2 separate regions of the Homo sapiens genome follow, and region 2 is linked to region 1. Evidence: chromatin loops called from intact Hi-C (ENCODE). Cell type or tissue: GM12878. All regions are shown on one strand. Each heading gives the region's core, and the rest is flanking DNA. Links, peaks and the distances in the headings are about the cores only.

The links. Peaks named below come from ENCODE experiments on the same cell type or tissue, not always from the same donor. Only the 100,000 strongest peaks of a DNase experiment are listed, where the experiment ranks them.
Region 2: a loop joins it to region 1, with 2.2 times the contacts of the local background. A loop is called at or near these places in 2 of 110 quality-filtered maps.

What each region holds. Positions count from the first base shown.
Region 1 is chr2:215,805,432-215,816,522 of GRCh38, forward strand. The region is part of intron 1 of LINC00607 (long intergenic non-protein coding RNA 607); the gene reads right to left. It also overlaps the pseudogene COXFA4P5. Among named protein-coding and RNA genes, the nearest start is that of LINC00607, 33 kb to the right of the region's middle. In GM12878, for the core only: no CTCF peak of the experiment used is centred there; a DNase peak (open chromatin) is centred at 6,340; H3K4me3 peaks cover 1,419 bases; H3K27ac peaks cover 1,240 bases.
Region 2 is chr2:215,661,165-215,669,164 of GRCh38, forward strand. All of the region lies in intron 5 of LINC00607 (long intergenic non-protein coding RNA 607), which reads right to left. LOC102724861 (a long non-coding RNA gene) reads left to right here. Exons shown (of 8, transcript NR_187737.1): 3 at 4,216-4,281; 4 at 5,819-5,896. Among named protein-coding and RNA genes, the nearest start is that of LINC01614, 53 kb to the right of the region's middle. In GM12878, for the core only: no CTCF peak of the experiment used is centred there; a DNase peak (open chromatin) is centred at 3,827.

The DNA of each region.
Region 1 (11,091 bases), core at 1,468-9,467:
CCTGTAACCATCTCTGGATCTCTTAACCCTAAGGTCAGAAACATCTCCTTTTGCCCAGGGTGATCTCGGTGTAAACCTCTTGGCCCAGCATAATTATTGAGAGTTCCCCCTTCATCTTCAGGTCCCAGTTTGAATGATAAACTACATAATTATCTATCACAAAATGTATGTACGCTTACGTTGTTATTTGTTTAATTATCTGACTTCCTTGTTAGATACTAAGCCTTGTAAAAGGCAGGAACTATAACTATATTGGCCATTGTTTTATTCCCAATAGCTAACACAGTGCCTGGCATAGAACAGGTGTTGAATAGTTGTCTGCATAATAAATGAATAAAAGAATTTTTAAAAATCATCACCACACCTAGTCCTAGCCCCAGGGTTTTTCACTTTCAAAATCATCACCCCTTAAAACTGTCCCTAATATTTGTTTTCTAAGCTTACCTTTAAATGAATTAAAATATATCAGAAGGGGCTGGGCGCGGTGGCTCACGCCTGTAATCCTAGCACTTTGGGAGGCTGAGGTGGGCGGATCACGAGGTCAGGAGATCGAGACTATCCTGGCTAACACGGTGAAACCCCGTCTCTACTAAAAATTCAAAAAATTAGCCGGGCGTGGTGGCAGACGCCTGTAGTCCCAGCTACTCGGGAGGCTGAGGTGGGAGAATGGCATGAACCCAGGAGGCGGAGCTTGCAGTGAGCCTAGATCGCGCCACTGCACTCCAGTCTGGGCAACTCTGTCTCAGGTAAAAAAAAAAAAAAAAAATATGTATATATATATATCAGAAGGGGAAACACATGGTGAGATGCTCCTGTAACACGTACCCCTTCAAATAATAATGTTTGCTTTTCTGGGAGCTGGTAAATGAAAATATCCTATTCTCTTGCCCTCAAAAAGACACAACACCTGAAAAGTCCAGAGTACCAAGTTGAGTGAAGATTTTTTCTTAGTTGAGACCTGAAATTCATGGTAGAATTCCCAGATGCAGAAAAAGTCCCACCAGAGAATCTTCCCGCAATGGGGTCTTACAAAGCTATTGTAGCAAATTTAAGTTGTACAAGAGTACCAAAAATATTTTCTATTTCCCTACCTGCTTTCTTGGCCTTCACTTGGCCCCTCTGCCACGCATCTCAGCTGACATTCAGCACAAAACTTTACTGGGTCCATAAGCCATATAATTCCCTCATTATTGCCAAAAAATTTTTCATAGACAAGAGAAATTATTTGCAAACATGTTGGAAGAAGTTTTTCCTTTTCTGGGGTTGAGATTATAGTTCAAACTGCAGGAAGAACAAGGACAAATCTGAATGATGATACTCTACAAATTCACTTATCCATTTGACATAAGAGGATTAAAAGAATAGGGAAAAAAATGCTTTTCAGAATAACTTTGGCATACATTTAGTTATATTAACAGTGGTTCAGAGGCAAGTGTGACCAAATTTAAAAGGTTTACTGTATGTTTTAGAGTTAAACTTAATTCAGGTAACTTTCATGCCCCTAGGGTGGGCAGCCAATGTTGTGAAACTAAGGGCTAGTTCAAGTTAAAAAAAATAATAATAATAAAAAATAAAGAGACGGAAAATGTCCAAAGGAGAGGTTAAGTATACTTAGTAAGGGTGGTAAAACCACATGAATATTAATTGGGCCAATCCAAACTTTAGCCCCTCAATAAAACAAAAATATTTTCAAGCTTTAAGAGAAAATAAAGTAGGCTGCTCTTCCCAAGCTATTTTTCATCTCACTGCTTTCTACATTTCTTACTGCTGGTTCTGAGAATCACAAGATTATAAAAAAAGAGAGGCTACACTTTCAATATGTCTTGATTATAACATCCTAGAGCAAGAAAATCCAGAGAACTACTGCAAAGCTAACAACATAGAAAGAGCCCTTCTGTTCCCCAGGTGCTTAGTGAGGACTAGCTTTGTCATTTCTTCCACACACTCCAGCCATGGCTGAAAAGGGAATTTTGAGCCCTGAATCTTTCGCCAGATGGAGAAGTTCCTTTCTCAATCTTGTCAATTTTCCTTCTCGCTTAATGTTTTTCCTTCCTTTCCTGCCTGTTCTTTAATTTCCCTGTGTACCTCCTAAAGTAATTTATTTACAGAACTATTTATTAACTTCTTTTGTAGTATTGTATGTTGAACTACAAAAGAAAGGCGGAGATGTGTGAAGAGCTCTTCACACATAGCTATGTTGAATTATGTGTAAAATCCTTCAAAAGTCAGGATGACACCTTCAGAGTTCTGGCTGTTACTTCCAAGCTAGATAAGAAACACTAATTAGGCGTTTTGTCACAGATTTCTGGACAATGGTGTCTATGAGTTGTCTTCCCAGTGTAATGAAAACCTAGATTAATTATTTTTTATGTCATTATTTTCATTCTCAAAGGAGAAATGGTCACTGTTTTTGTTACACTCTGTTTTCAAAACATGTCAATGTGCCTCACTATTAAAAAATCTTACACACAAAATTTGAACCAAGAAAACATCTCATTTAAATTACAATTATTCACAATTGAAAAAAAAAGATTCTCTCCACTAAAGGATTCATCATTGGTTTATTTTCAATACAGTAATAAGAATTTTCAATATAATGAAATTATCTGAGTATATTTTAATATTTACACACAAGTTCTCAGAGTTTCACATTTTAAAATATGCAACAAAGTTATTCTTTTTCTAAGCAGATAGATTATAAATACTACTATTTTCTCCCTGTTATACTGTCCACCACTGCATTGTCACTAATTGCTATTTCATAGAAACTTTGTCCTGTTCCAAATATATATCTCAAGTGTATTTCTTTGATCATTTACTAATTTACTTTTTTAATTGAGTCACTCATGTAACTATTCATTAAACATCCAAAATGTTTCACGTCTTTTACCTTGCAGAGAAAATGGCTAATACCACTTTATACCTCTTCTCCTGTGCTCTGGGCAACACAGGACCTGCTTATTCATTTAACTAGAATTCAAACTTCCGTCATAACCCTTAGTGATACTTTCAGTAGAACAGAAAGCCCTGCATGAATACAACTGCATAGGAAAATTTAACATATAATAAAGTCAGCACCTCAAATTAGTGGGAAAAAGATGAACATTTAAGTGAGTAGTATTAGGACAACTATTAACAGATAGATAGCTATACTTTAAAAGGAGGAAATGGATCCATTTCTCACACCATAAAACAAGATAAATTCCAAGTGTATCAGGAATGTAATAAAATGAAACCATACAAATACTACATGAAACATGAGTGAATTGCTTTATTACATGACACTTGGAAAAATGTTCCTAATCATGACTCAAAATCCAGAAGTAAAAAGAGAAAGGACTGATACAATTGACGATGTAAAAAATAAAATAAAGTTAGAAACCTTTATATGTGAAAAGTGTCATAAGTAATGTAAAAAGGGGACAAATGACAAACTGGGGAAAATATGTGCCACTTACGTCACCCAAAGCGATTATTCTTCACATAAACAGAGCTTTTAGAATTTGAGAAGAAAAGACCGATAACACTCTATTGTAAAACGAAACTAAGAAACAATTGATAAGCAAATTCAAGTGACCTACAAAAAGCTCAACAGTGCTAATAGTAAGAGAAGTATAATTTTACACTTCTCTGAGATTCTAGTTCTCAATTATCACTGGATGGGAAAAATCCAAAAGTTTGATCACATAAACAGTTGACCAGACTGTGGGGAAGCAAGCACTTTTGCTCTGCTGGTGGGAATGCAAAATTTCACCTCTCTTCCAGAGGAAGATTTGCTGATACCTTGCTAGATATTTACTCAGCGACACCATGTTGAGTAATCTATTCAAAAGATACATTGGCAAAACTATAAGAAGATGCACAAGGCCATGCATTGCAACACCATTAATAATAATAAAGAACTTGGAAGCAATCCAAATATCCATAATGGAGAATGGATTCAATAAAGAATAAATCAGGATACAGCCATACAATGGAGTACAAGCCTGCTACAAAAAAGAAATGAGAATTATCTCTATATTACCATGGAGTCATCTTCAGACAAGTCCTTAAATTTTTTAAAGGCAGGGAAGGCTTAACATATACAGTTCTTTAAATGGTTATCTATGATGAAAGAAGGAATTATATAGAAGGAGCAGGGCCAGGCACAGTGGCTCATGCCTATAATCCCAGCACTTTGGGAGGCCGAAGTGGGTAAAACAAGTGAGGTCAGGAGTTCAAGACCAGCCTGGCCAACATGGGGAGACCCCTTTTTTTGTATTTTTTTAGTAGACAAGGAGTTTCCCATCTGGGCGTGCTGGTGCATGCCTGTAATCCCAGCTACTCGGGAGGCTGGGGCACAAGAATCGCTTGAACCCAGGAGAAGGAGGTTGCAGTGACCTGAGATCATGCCACTGTACTCCAGCCTGGGTGACAGAGTGAGGGAAAAAAAAAAAAAAGAAGGGACAGGGTCAAAGCAATACTTCTATGAATATACCTTGTTTTGTATATTTGAATTTGGTACAGTGTAAATACTTTGCATAATTATAAAACAAAATTAAACATAACAAAATCAGATACTTAACAATTGAGAGCAAAATTAGTCAAGTAAATACAACTGTGTATCAGATGGATGGCAAAACCACATAGAGGAACTATTCCAAATGACTTTGAAACATTGTAAACTGACTATAAATTTCTATTGAGATATACTCTGTGGACAAAAAGAACTGCAAATAAATCTTAAAATTATCAAATCACTGCAGCTAGTGGTAGGTATTGTTATTCTGAGACTGTCGTGTGCATTGTGAGATTAAGCAAATAAGTAATTGTCTTGGTGCCATCAGAAACCAGGATTTTTGTCATGAGAGAAAGGAAATACAAACGTAAGATGCAGAAGATTGAGTTAAAAGTCCTATTCTATATTTGAATATATATAAATTCATGATGTATTTTATTTAAAAATATATATATATTTCCTACCTCTATCCTCTGAAAAGATCAACCTAAGAGCAATGAGGAGTCTTAATTCTCATATTGCTGTTTCTAGTCATCATTTCCAAATCAAAGCAATCATGCACCTGTAATCCCAGCACTTTAGGAGGCCGAGGTGGGTGGATCACCCTCCTCGAGGTCAGGAGTTCAAGACCAGCCTGACCAACATGGTGAAACCCCCATCTCTACTAAAAATACAAAAATTAGCGGGCGTGGTGGTGCGCACCTGTAATCCCAGCTACTCAGGAGGCTGAGGCAGGAGAATCTCTTGAACCTGGGAGGTGGAGGTTGCAGTGAGCCAAGATCTTGCCACTGCACTCCAACCTGAGTGACAGAGCGAGACTCTGTCTCAAAAAAAAAAAAAAAAAAAAAAGGAAAAGAAAAAAAGAAAAAGAAAAAATGGCTGATTCCAAGTCTGAGAAAGGAAAAGTAGAGGATGAGCCTAGAACATTTTGTCATACTAGACAACGAGGAGGCTCTCAGAGATTACTGAGATTGCTCAAAAGATTCAAAAGACAACTTGAATAGGTTGCCACTGGCCAAAGATAAACTAATTCGACACTTCAGAACACTCACTTCCATTCTTTGAAATCTGTGCTTCCTAGGTGGCTATCTTCAGACTTTGCATTTGAACACTTTAAACTAGATTTTGACCCTTTTGATTATTTTAGGATGACATTTTGGTGACCCAGATGGGACCCAAAGCAAGCCGCCAGTGATCCCCACCATTTCACCAACAACAGTCAGGGCACTGGTATTAGCATGAATGACTTTTGTTCACTCGACCTCACTAGAGCCAGGAGGAGTCTCTGGTGAGGTTCCTCTTCAAGTTCAAATCTCCCTGATTTTTGTTGATATTCAGACCTTATTCAAGCCACCTAATTCCACGCTCAATAGAGCTGGAATTAAAGCTCTGCTTTTCAGGTAAGGTTTTGGGTTTTGTTCTCTAGAGATTCTGCTCTTTGCAGGTTTTGTTTTGTTTATTTTGTGTTTTGTTTTGTTTTTATAGACAGAGTCTTGCTTTTTTTTATAGACAGAGTCTTGCTCTGTTGCACAGGCTGGAGTGCAGTGGTGCACTCATGGCTCACCGCAGCCTCAAACTCCTAGGCTCAAAGAATCCTCCCACCTCATCCTCAGGAGAAGCTGGGACTGTAGGTGCAGGGCCACCATGCCTGGCTAACTTACTTTCTGTAGAGACAGGGTCTCATTATGTTGCCCAGGCTCATCTCCAATACTTAGCCTCAAGTGATCCTCTCAAAGTGCTGGGATTACAGGCATGAGCTACTGTGCCTGTCCTATAGATTTAGGTTAACAGTTGTTTGTTGAACTATGCATTAGAGTTTGTGCAGCCTTTGCTCTCATTCGCACTATGGTCAGGAAAGGAAACCATTTCTCTCTCTGAAAAGAGGAAGTGAATTTTTTTGTGGTTTAAGCAAAGTTTGTAATTAAAAAAAAAAAAAACTGGCTAAACTTGGAAGCTGGGTTCATTTGACATATCTAAAGTCCCTTCTGAGTGGCCAAAGCCAGGGAAAAGCTTTTAATCAGAATGAAGATAAATCCTGAAGATAAGGGACACTATTCTTCCTGGACAAAATGTACCTTAGGCAACTAGGTTCCTGTGGGAGTGTTTGAGCTCATTGCTTGTGATGTGCAATGGTCCCATAGGCAATCCTCAAAGAAGAACACAGGGGGAATCTTGCTTAACCCAGGGGGCCCCATGAAAGGCTGCTCTCCCTGTGCCTTAAGCACCCAGGACTCATGGGTTTTGCCAAGATGTGTAAGAGGGGAGAAGCAACTCGTAGGTGACACCTTGAGGAGTAATCCTCATTGGGCAGCACACCACATCCAAAACATCTTTCACTTTCAGCTTAAAAAGAACTTAATTTATGGGCAGTTATCTATGTAAAACCACATCTTCCTTCTGAAAGGAGAGATCAACCTATGGAAACTCCAGTTGGATTCCTAGGCAATACTTATGGGGCCACCTCCTGTCAATATCTAGAGAAATAGTCTTAACCCGTGAAGACACCAAACTACAATGGCCAAAATGAGATACTTTTGAAATACCTAAATTAGTTTATTTACACACACAACTAGAAAAACAGCTCTAAAATTAAACAATAATTGGGAGAGTTACTTCCAATGGTACTTAGACCTTTTCAAGAGAGGCTCTGACAAAGTTCTTTCCCTATAGGAAGAAGACATAAAGCTCTCCAAAACCACTTCTGAATTAAAGACAACTGCTTTAATATGCAACAAATGTTAGGCTGTGGTGAGCTCAGGTAATTGAGACTCCAGAAGCAAGTAGAACCGATGTATTGAACAGGCGAACTTCTAGGGGATTAAGGATATAGATGACTGTTAAAGGTCAGCATCCCCCTAATTCTGTCCTTCACATTACAATCTCTAGGTCCAATCATCTAAACCCTGTCACTCTTCTACCTCTGGCTTCAGATGAGAGGGCACAAGATTGCAAAATCTTAACCAACCGCTTCTCTCTCCCAGACAGACCTCCAGGAGACTCCCCTTCCTAGCACTGATGTTGTTTGGTTTACAGATGGATCTAACTTAAAGGATGAATCTGGGACTTATTGTGCAGGTTATGCTATAGTATCTTTAATGGGAGAAATAGAAAGTGATTGCCTTCCAGGAGCCACATTCACTCAACAAGCAGAACTGGTAGCATTAATCAGGGCCTGTCAACTGGCAAAAGGAATAACTGCTAATATTCATGCAAGCAGCAGATCTGCTTTTGGAGTTGCTCATGATTTTGGAATGCTATGGAAACAAAGAAGGTTTTTAACCACTTCTGACCAGTCTGTAAAAATTGGACACCTTATTTCACAATTGCTAGAAGGCTTATTATTATACCAAGATCACTGCCCATTATTAAAATCCCAGATCACCCCAAATCAGATACTCCAGAAAGCAAAGGAAATCAGCTAGCTGATAAGGCAGCAAAAAGAGCTGCACTAAATGCATCTAAACAAGAAAAGTAACCTATATTAACTTTTAAAGAAGCACCTGAATTTGACAAAAAATGAGCTAAGTACAGAGCTCCAGAAGCTGAACAGGAAAATTGGAAGACGAAAAGGAGAACATACTCTCCCAAAGATGAGGTGTGGTGTGGGCCAAATAATTTACCTATGCTTCCTGCTGAATTACAGTCGTCATTTTTAACCTATAGACGTGATTCAACTCATTGGAGCCTTGATGAAATGGTTGCTTGGGGAAAACAATACTTTCAAAAACCATCTCTGATTATAGCTCACAAGGTATACAATCACTGCCATGTATCTGCTCAAAATATAATCTAGGGAAACCTTTACACAGTTCCCGAGGACATTTGCCTTTAACTGAAGGCCCCTATGAAGTACGACAATTAGATTCTATTCAGCTGCCACCACTGCAAGGATACCATTATGTTCTAGTGATTATTTGCATGTTTTCTCATTGATTAGAAGTCTATCCATGTAGAAGAGTGACTGACTGACTGCCTTAGCAGTAAGTAAAATTCTTTCAGGAAAGATTATTCTGACTTGGGGAGCTCCCTTAAAACTCCACAGTGACAGAGGTACTCATTTTACCAGACAGAAAATTCAGTCAGTATGTAAAAGTTGGCCTCTCCTCCAACACTTTCATTGTGCGTGTCATCCCCAATCATTTAGATTGGTGGAGCATACAAATTGAATAATTAAGATTCAATTGGCAAAAATAACAGAAGTTTTAAAGATTCCATGGCCAAAGTCTCTTCCATTGGTTTTTCTTAACCTAAGATCAGTCTCATTTAGAAAATGTCAGTTGTTGCTATAACTGGCAAACCTATGAATCTGTCCCCATGGAATTGTAACTCCTTAATTGTAAAGGGAGACATGTTCCCTTATTGTTATTACCTTATGAAACAATTAACTAAAAATTATAATCTAGTAAAAGATTATTAGAGACCTCTCAGGAAATGAAGAATTAAAGACTCACAGTCTTTAACCAGGGAATTTTGTTTATTGGAAATGACATATTTTAAAAGACTGTTTCTGACCGAAGTAGAAGGGCCCTTCCAAAGTGTCCCTTACTAAACCTCGTGCTGTTAAATGAGAAAAAATAGACTCCTAGATCCATGTTTCTCATCAAAAAAGGCTGTATCTCCTGAGTGGAATGTTTCCCCGGAAGATGACTCTCAGCTCAAGTTAATGCCAGGTCGAAAAGAAGATGATATCTGATGTAGACAGCTAAAACCCAAGGCTTCAGACCAGGTCTATATCTGAACAAATGCTTAATATTAACATTCGTTAATAAATAGATGATGAAGATTTTCCTTTACAAGCTCCCACTAAACTTCTTTTTATTCTTAGTTCTCATGTCTTGGTTCTGCTATCACCAGCTGTTGCCCTTGAAGCAAACTTCTCTTTGCAAAGTGCCCAAGACTATGCTAAAAGCTTTCAAAAATATCCTTGTTGAGTATGTGGTCTCATGCCCTTTCTAGTAGTTTTGGCCAATTATGATGGGTATCTCCCAGGAAAAGATTGGATAGAATATCAGAAATATATCTGTGTTTCTCAAAAATAGTCATCGATGTTTGACACTAGTAGGACTAAGGATAATGTACATCACTGGCCTATTAATAATACTTTACGGAATAAAGATCATAGTAAGAGCTTCTCGGTAAAAGAAACTAGTCCATTAGCTTTCATGCTGGTACTGTCCCTCCTGAGAGATGAAACAACCAGACTGCCCCAATTGAGAGTTGAGACAAGTCAATTTTAGAATGATACAACACAAATTTGGGATGGTTTTATCTGGCTTGCCCCCTTCTTTGGCCAGCTCAGTCAGCTTGTCACCTTATTTTTGGAACAGAGAAATTATACCAAACATACCTGTCCCAATAGCACTAGAGACAGAGTACTGATTGGCATGCCACCTAATGGGCACAACCACCAGGTATTCATTGGTTAGTTCCAAATGGAACATCTGGGCTTTGTGGCACTAACTTATGGTCACAGTTACCCCCAAGATGGTTAGGCGACATTCCTCGGGATATGCTTGGGCACAGGGTTGAGTAGTTCATACTCTGCTAAAACCTGCCAATTTTCCTCATTCGCAATCTCATTGGGTTTGTTCTATGTTTCACGGGTATGACCATTTATTAGCGTTCATCTTCATACTACAGCTGGGTATTGAGGATGTCATTTGGTGTGTAGAGGCCCTAACAATGATACATAAAGGCCCTAAATGATAGCCATATGGGTATTTCATTATTAAACAATGAAGTTACTCTTGTGAGAAAGGCTGTATTACAGAACTGTATGGCTTTAGACACACTTGCTGCAGCCCAAGGGGGAGCTTGTGCTAACGTAGAAACTGAGTGTTGTGTCCAAATCCCTGATGAATCAGGTAACATCACTAAATTAATGGCTGATATGAAAACCCAAATAACTGACTTTTCAGATCAAAGGCCCTTTCCAAATGATTGCCTAAGCAGCTGCTTCAGATCTGAGAAACTTGGTGGCAAAACTTGTTACTTATTCTAGTAATTATAATTATTTGTGGTGTTTGGTCCTGTTTTTGTCTACACTGCTGTTACTGCATTTGTTTGCAATTGAACCAATGCACAACTGAAAAGTCTGGAATAATGGTCGCTCAAAGAATTTCTTTGATTGAAGAGGCAGTCATGCAGCCTGAATCAGGTTTCAGGACCATTTCTCTCGTGTTTGCTTTATAATTCAGCTTTGGTCCTTTCCAACTTTCCCCCTCATGGGACATGACTTCCTAGGAATGAGCCTTCCTAGCAATGTGGGATTTTGACCTACATACATGACCTAAATACATGATTCTTCTGCAATGCTTTCTCCAAAAGATTTTAAAGAAATGGGTGAAATTGAAATGAAAATAAATTTTAGGACCCTCTGAATTTATTATGCCAAGGGGAAGTTAAGCCCTGGAGACTGAGGCATGCAACATGTTTGCAACTTCTGTTTCTTTCTTTCTTTTCCTTTTTTATTTTATTTTTGTAGAAATGGAGTTCTCACTATGTTGCCCAGGCTGGTGTCAAACTCCTGGGCTCAAGCAATTCTCCCACCTCAGCCTCTCAAAGTGCTGGGATTACAGGGTGAACCACCGTGC
Region 2 (8,000 bases), core at 1-8,000, 150 kb before region 1:
CCTTGGGAAAAACAGGAGAAATGAAATAGGAGAAACTATTGTGCCAGATGAAGCTCATATTCAGGTGACCTAAATGCACCTTTCTGGGAATACACAAGGCACTATGTCTGAAGGGTCGATTCAAGATCAAAATATGCATTCAAGTGGATGGTTTGAAATGAGATTTGTTTGAGATAGCTAAAATTTGTCTTCTGTGCTTAATACTTTACAAAAAGTTTTATATACAATAGGTCCTGCATCTCACAACACACTGTGAGGTAGGGAGGATATGTAATCTTAGCCCTGTTTTCTGTATGAGGGATGAGATAAGTGCCAGGATGTTATGGGAAGAGACCTGGAACCAGGTTTGGGTGTCAGCTCTGCCATTTGTTGGGAAAATTAACCTTTAGGAGCTTCTAGTTATCCACCTACAGAATGCAGTCAACAATCCCTCCCTAGCAAGGTTATTGCTAGGATAATCAGAATGTGTGTATGAAAGCATCGAGGATTTTGACCCGTGATAAAATGCCCAGTTAATTTTCTTGAATCTAAGGCCCAGAGATGTTTAGGAATTTGTTGAGGGGACTTAGCTTGTAAGGGAAGGACCTGGGACCCAAACCAGGTCTTTGATTCTGAATTCTTTTGCCAGCCTCCAGAACTTTGATCTATTAAAGCCTTTTAAATGAATAAGGTTCACCCATGACAGTTATATTCCCCATGGACTGAGGACCCTTTAATAAGTCTTTGATTTTCTGTTTCTTTGTTACTGACGTCCCTCTCTCCAGTCCCTTCTCTACTTCAGCCAATCTTAAATACCACTTTTCCAGAAATCTCTTTCCAGATGTTGAAGATATATCATGAAATGAAAGAAGCAGGTTCAAAAAATACATGTAATAGGAATTATGCCGTTCTTATTAAAGACAAATTAGGTAATTATAGGCGGAAAAAAGATATGAGATCTACAGGAACATATTAACAGTGGCTGTGTTGAGTGGGGAGATTAGAAGCAATTTTTATTATAATTTCTGCTTTTTTAGAGTCCCCAAGCTTTCTACAATAAATATACATTGTTTTAGTAATAGGGGAAGAAGTTTCTCATTCTCTTTAAATGTCTCTAAACTCTCCCGTGAACAAAGTCAGACCTTTTGTCTCCAGCTGGGTGTAAGTTACCAGCTGCTGTGTCCTTGACCTGTACATTCACTGCATCCCTTTCAACCCATATTCTTCTACATTAATCCATAGGCTCTAAGAACCTAAAGCTTTCTAAACAACTCAAGTCATGGAAACAGCTGTCGGCTCCTTCAGTATAGGTGCCAAATCCTTCCCAGAGTTAAAGTAATAATTCGGATGCCCACCTCTAAATACAAGAACTCCTGACATGTAAGGCATCCTTCCTAACTAAGCCCTTCAGTATTTGTCCACTCTCTTTCACCAATGTCCACTTACAAATTATGCATCATTTTTTTCCGCCTCCTGGATTGCAGACTCCCTGAAGGAAGGAATTGATATGTCCATTTTCTATAAATCTCAAGAAGATCACGTGTTTCTTTCTGAGCATCTAAATGTGTTTATGAACTGTGTGGGTAAATTATGCCTTGGCAAATTAGCAGATTGAAAGTGTTGAATCTCTACATGCCCAGACTTGTAAATTTTGCCACTATTAACTTTTAATACATGTTTTAACTTTTTTTTTTCCTCTTCAAAACTTGGGGTAGTATTTCTCACTGACGACTTCCTTAAGCCAAATTTAACATTTTATAGCTCCAACTGTTTTGGAAGTCAGACAGCCAGACAGTCAAATGCATTAGAAAAAGGCATTCCCAGATTTTCTTTTTCTGTGTCATGTTTATTCCCCTCAAAAGCAGTTGAAAGATGTTTCTCTCCAAGGTTTTCAAAGATCATCTATTCTGTGGATGGCAACTTCACACTCTCAAAGGTGTCCACTATAAAAAGGGAAAAGGAGAGATGTATCGTGAAACTGTCTGGTTAACCCAATATTTGTCACTTTAACTGCTTCTGATGATGCTTTCACTGTGAAACAACACAAAAGGAAGAGTAAAACAGTTGAGACAAGGGGAAGAAATAGCAACTGCCTTAAGTGTCTACCAATTTTACAGGGTCAGCAATGGCCTCTAATTAGAGTTAGCACTGAATCAGCCAGGCATGGTGGCTCACGCCTGTAATCCCAGCACTTTGGGAGGCCGAGGTGAGTGGATCACCTGAGGTCAGGAGTTCGAGACCAGCCTGGCCAACGTGGCGAAACCCTGTCTCCACTAAAAATACAAAAATTAGCCAGGCATCGTGGCGTGTGCCTGTAATCCCAGCTACTTGGGAGACTGGGGCAGGAGAATCGCTTGAACCTGGGAGGCAGAAGTTGCAGTGAGCCAAGATCGCACCACTGTATACCAGCCTGGGCAACACAGCAAAACTCTGGCTAAAAAAAAAAAAAAAAAAATTAGACTTAGCACTGAGTCACGCTTCTTGAGAAGCCCCAGAACAGAGTTCCTATCATAGAGAACCAGAGGGGAGTCTACCCCCAGCACCGAAGATGTATTCCAAACCTTCTAGCAGGGTCCCATGTGAGGTACAGGACTCGGTGAGAGGAGGGGGGCCTGCCTGAGACAAGTGGGGTAGGTAGTCACCTAGAAGACATGTTTTAAGGAAACAAAGACCCATTCACCTACAGATCTGTCTACCACGAGCCTGTCAAATCCAGTTAGAGCCAATCCTTTGGATTAAAAAATATTGGCTCAAACTGGCCTTTTCAATTAGAGGCATGGAAACACACTATGACCTAACTGTCTTTTAAAATCTTAGCACCAACAATTCATTAAGTGTATATCTTTGACTCAGCCACCCATCAAGACTTTGAGACAACACACAGAACACATCATCTTTGGTGGAAGTTGGAAGAGTAAAACACTGCTTGAGATGAAGATGTCAGGGTTGAAAGAAGGCACCAAATAAACAAGAAGTCTTATCAGTGGAGATAGCAAGAAAGCCTGGAAAAGATGGTGCCAAACTGGAAAATATGGTGCTAAAGAGGACAGGAATGGGAATACCAAAGACAAACCTTACTTAGCCATCAGTTTGTCTGCATCAGTACTGTAGAGAGGCTACTAAGGGGGACTATTACAGAAGGAAAACAGTCTGAAAGAGATTATTATAGAGGGAAAGAACTTGAGGAAATTGAAGGATTCTCACACTTTGGAAAAAGTAAATTCTCCTACTCTGGTCCTATTTAATCCACTGTGTGTGTATGTGTGTGTGTGTGTGTGAGAGAGAGAGAGAGAGACAGAGCGATAATTCTTGGAAGCAAACCCTCTCTTTTCTCACCCTGAATTCCATGTTATCACTATTTTACACTGAGTTAGGAGGATCTTCTGCCCACACATTTGTATTATTGCTTTTCTTTTAAGTATCTTAATTCTATAGTAAAATTTGCCATAAAATATTCATAGATGGATGGGCCTAGCTCTTTAGCCATAGGTCCAGCAGGACTTACTTACATTAAATGTACCATGATATTCTAGATGTTTTAGATTATATATCAGAGAGTCAAGTGAAAAATCAGAAAGTGTTTTATGTCTATACAGAATCTTAATGATGTCTTTTTTTTTAAAGTATTATAGGAAGTGTGTTGGAAAAATATTTTGAAAACAGTAGATTTGAAAGCCCCATTTTGCTCACTTTACTCAAGTATCTGCCTCCTTAAGGTTCTAAGATTTGCCATCATCAATTAGCTGTGCAAACCATGCTGACAAAATCCCTTTTAGAATAGTTTCTTTCACCACCAACTTGCTTCAGAGCCTCACAAAATGACTCATCTAAATGAGACGGGTCCTCTGGCCCAAAGGGAACAGCTAAGTGACTGACTAATGTTTTACACTTGGGAGAGAACAGGAAATTAGCTGCATGTTTACTGTGAGGAGACACTGAAGAATTGTAAGGAAGTACCTTTAAATACTTGAGTCCCCAAAAATGTTGCTTCACCATTTGCCTAAATGTTGCTTTTAAGTTGGAAGTGTCTCAGTTTCTAAGTGAGGGTTGGATGGTGTTACTATAAGGCACACAAAATTAACTAATAAAAGTCATTTCAGTTTCAACATTAAAAAAAATGAAAGTCCAAAGTTCCTGGATGAAAGAAAGGAGGCCTCAATTACATTATGACATATTTTACTTTTGTCTCTCTGGTGAGATAGAGTACAATTAACAAGATTCTCTTTCAATTTACAGTTAAGCCAGACATCTAAAACCAAGATGACGATGAAACTTTTCAAGTTGACACATCTTACGAGTTTTGTATGGATTTCAGTGAAATTTTTTCAATGAATTTTTTGAAAGATTGCATGCTTGCCACAAGTTCTACAGTTCATAGGACTGATAGTGTTCTAACCTTTCTTGCCTGCTACAAAATTCCCATGGTCCATACTCTCTCAACCACTGTATAGCTACCATTTATAACCAAAAAAAAGTCACTTTCTAGGTACAGTGTTTTCATAACTTCAGACTTAACCAGATGATCTAGACAAATTATTTTTTTAAAAAAATATTCAGTGAAACCCCTACTAAAAAATACGAAAAATTAGCTGGGCGCGGTGGCGGGTGCCTGTAGTCCCAGCTACTCGGGAGGCTGAGGCAGGAGAATGGCATGAACCCAGGAGGCGGAGCCTGCAGTGAGCCGAGATAGGGCCACTGCAGTCCCGCCTGGGTGAAAAAGCGAGACTCTGTCTCAAAAAAATAAATAAATAAAATATTACACAGTTCTTTTTTATTGATTTTGGTGGGAAGATTTCTACCGTTGATTGTATTGTGTTAGTCTTTTCATCAAAGGACATTTCATTTTCTTTGTCTACCTATTCAGCACTTCCTCATGAAACACTTCACTGCACAGGAATAATAAGTGTTGTCTATTGACTAATGTCAACAGCCAACCCTTCATTATCTTTCCTATTGGGGAAAGAGAAAATATGATTAAATTGAATCTGCTGTTTATCCCAAATTACACTTTTGCTGAGATTTTTTAACATTCTTTGCCACCAAACCTGATGATAACATGCGAAAATTGATCTTTTTTTTTCACCTCTCCCCTGTCCTTTTCTTTGAAGATTCACTGTAAAGAATTTTGTAGACTGTGGACAAATACTGAAATGCCAAAAGCATGTAACCTTTTAGATTAGACCAACAAACAATCACAGACATCATCACATTGGCTTTATCTCATTAGTGTAAATCTATTAAAACAACCACTGAAAGCTACTGTTGCTTTAGATGGATGCTTAGGAGCTAAATTATTTGCTCTATTCACAAGAAGGATTGTCTCCAAAATCCTCCTTAGTTTTGAATAGGAAAGTAGACCCTCATGTCTCTGCAGATTGTCTACACACAATGCACTGGGTCAAGAGTCAAGGATGGCCCTGTCTATTTTTAATTTAGAATAAATGCACAACCAGTTTAGCAAAATGAAATTTGTACTTTTAGTTCTCTATTTTCAGATTTTTCATATGCTGAATGATTTAAGACTTCCATTTGTGCATTCACCTAAAATAAGAGAAAGCTCTCAGCAAAATTTTGAGTAAATAAGTATCTTTAGTATATTCTGTTTTCCTTCTTACTTCCCTTCCCAAGGATCACCCTTATCACCTTTCCAAAATAACAGTCCATCAAGTCAACCCACTATAAACTGAACACCAAACATTCTTCAAAGTTGACCTTTCCTTCATCCCATTCTCCTAGAATTCCGTTAGCTAAGTAATGCAATCTGATACACTATTGTTTTCTAGGGTAACAATGGTTTAATAAATTATTCCTCATAGATGATATATTTGCATTCCAACAGAAATTCTTATTACCTTAAACCCATATTTTCCACACTGTATCTTTGAAGAAAAAGAAGGACATCCTGAAGGCTATTCTGGTGAGTTTCTGACACTTTGAGAAACTGATAATGGAAATACGTCAGGGTTAGGAAAACCTAACATAGTGGACAACAATGCTCAACCTGCCATTTTATTTTTACTGAAATAAAGTGCCAAAGATCACTCAGTGAAAGGGGCACATCATGTGATATAATTCCAGATAGATAGTTCTATTTTCACTCTCATAGAGTTTTCCTCCTCTCCTTAACCTTTCATTTTCTCGCTGCATAAAGTCGCTTCTACCATCTATTGCCTCTGAATCCTTTCTTAATTCAATTACATAAGTGTCCAGAAGAAAACAAAAACACTGAGGACTGAGCTCTCTCTGATTTTCAAGCAGTGGGGAAGCAGAGAAAAACCAGTTGTTCCCATTGACTTAGAAGACACTGTAATTTCCACAAAAATTACTGTGGATTTCAACATAAGTCATTGGACAAAAGAAAACAAAACAAGTAATTGAGGCAGTATATAAGAAAAGGGAGCATTTCAGGACTCCTAAAAACTAATTTTTAAAGGCTCTCAATATCCTAGTTCATAAGGGCAATCTGACCTACTAGCATTGGAAAGAAATGCTCATCCCAAAAGACTTAAATGATAATCAGACAAAGCTTCTGTGAATGTGTAAACGTGTGATGGTGACATTTCTCAGTCTGCACATGGTCCATTTGCCAGAGATCTGAGATTTGCTGGCTCCATAGAGAGCTGCCCTAATAAATCTCAACAGTCCAGGGAGATTTGGTCCAGTGTTCCCAGGTGATTGTCTTGCCGATTCCCCGAAAGGAAACAGAAGGGTATTTAATTCTACAGCAGCGGCCCACATTCACCCACAAGTGACATTATTTTAGAAACCGATTTTAGAGATTAAAGGTGAAACAGAGAAATCCTACACTGCACAAGAAATCACTGCCAATTTTAGTGACTAGTTGCAGAAAAACACATTTAAGGAGAGTGTTTCTAACGTAGCGTTCTCTGACAGCATTCCTGCCTAGATGTAATGCTGATGTCAGGTTATTTTTATATCATACTTTAAAATCACATCTGGTAACTTAATTTCTGGGACTATGTAACCCCCTTTCATTCAGGCATGTAACTTTCCAAGTTGCGGCATTAAAGGGATATAGAAAACAATGCAAACCAAGGAAATTCTCGTTTTCACACCCAAAAAGTGTTTTACCCCCAATGTTTTCCACTTACACTGTTACACCAAAGCACTAGATGCATAAAGGTGTAAATGAAAACCTTTTGATGGTGATGACGAATTTGAGGAGATATGTGCTACAGGCCAGGAGAACTCTCTTCCTCATTATCATGCCCCAGTGGATGAAATTGCTTCCAAAACTTCTTTGAGAACTGTGTGGGAATGTGATGAAACACCTGATAACTGTCCAGCACACCCCCACCGCGAGGCAACCTGGTACACGGCTGCCTTCTGAGCTCTCTCTGTGCTTGGCACACACAGCATCCTCATAGGAGGAAAACCAGCTGTTTTTACTCATGATAACAATCCCAAGGAAACCTTGGCTTTGGAAGAGAAGGCTGGAGAGGAGTCAATGACAGCTTGCTAAGGACACCAAGATTTCCCAGATGGCTCTTTTTATTTAATGATAGTGAAATCTGGTCCCTGCACTTCTTCTTTACAGCCAAGTTGTGCTATACGCTGTTTTGGCACTGGCGATATAAAAAGAAGTTGGAGGGGAACCCTTTGAATCTGATGTCTTTTCTCTTGGATTTTTCTGTAAGCAGTGACAGGTTATACCAACAGTTGCTAGCGTCAGCAGGCGACACTTCAGATTAATGCCTTAACAGGGGTAGCAAAACCTGATAGAGAATTTGTCAGAAAACGTAAGAGGGACTGAAACAAATTATTTATTACTCCAGAATCCTGTACTAGTCAGCCACAGCAGAATAATAGGGTTTGGCCATGAAGACAGCAGGAGTGAAAAATTAAGAAGAATTCCACCCCTCCGCCCCCACCCCCCACACAATTTTCTACCACCTGGTTGACATAAAGCATAAAATGACATATTTTCCAGGGTAGAGATGCACACAAGGTAAATTCAAAGGCAGAAATTGACGTGGTATTGAGACTTCCTAGTGCCAGCT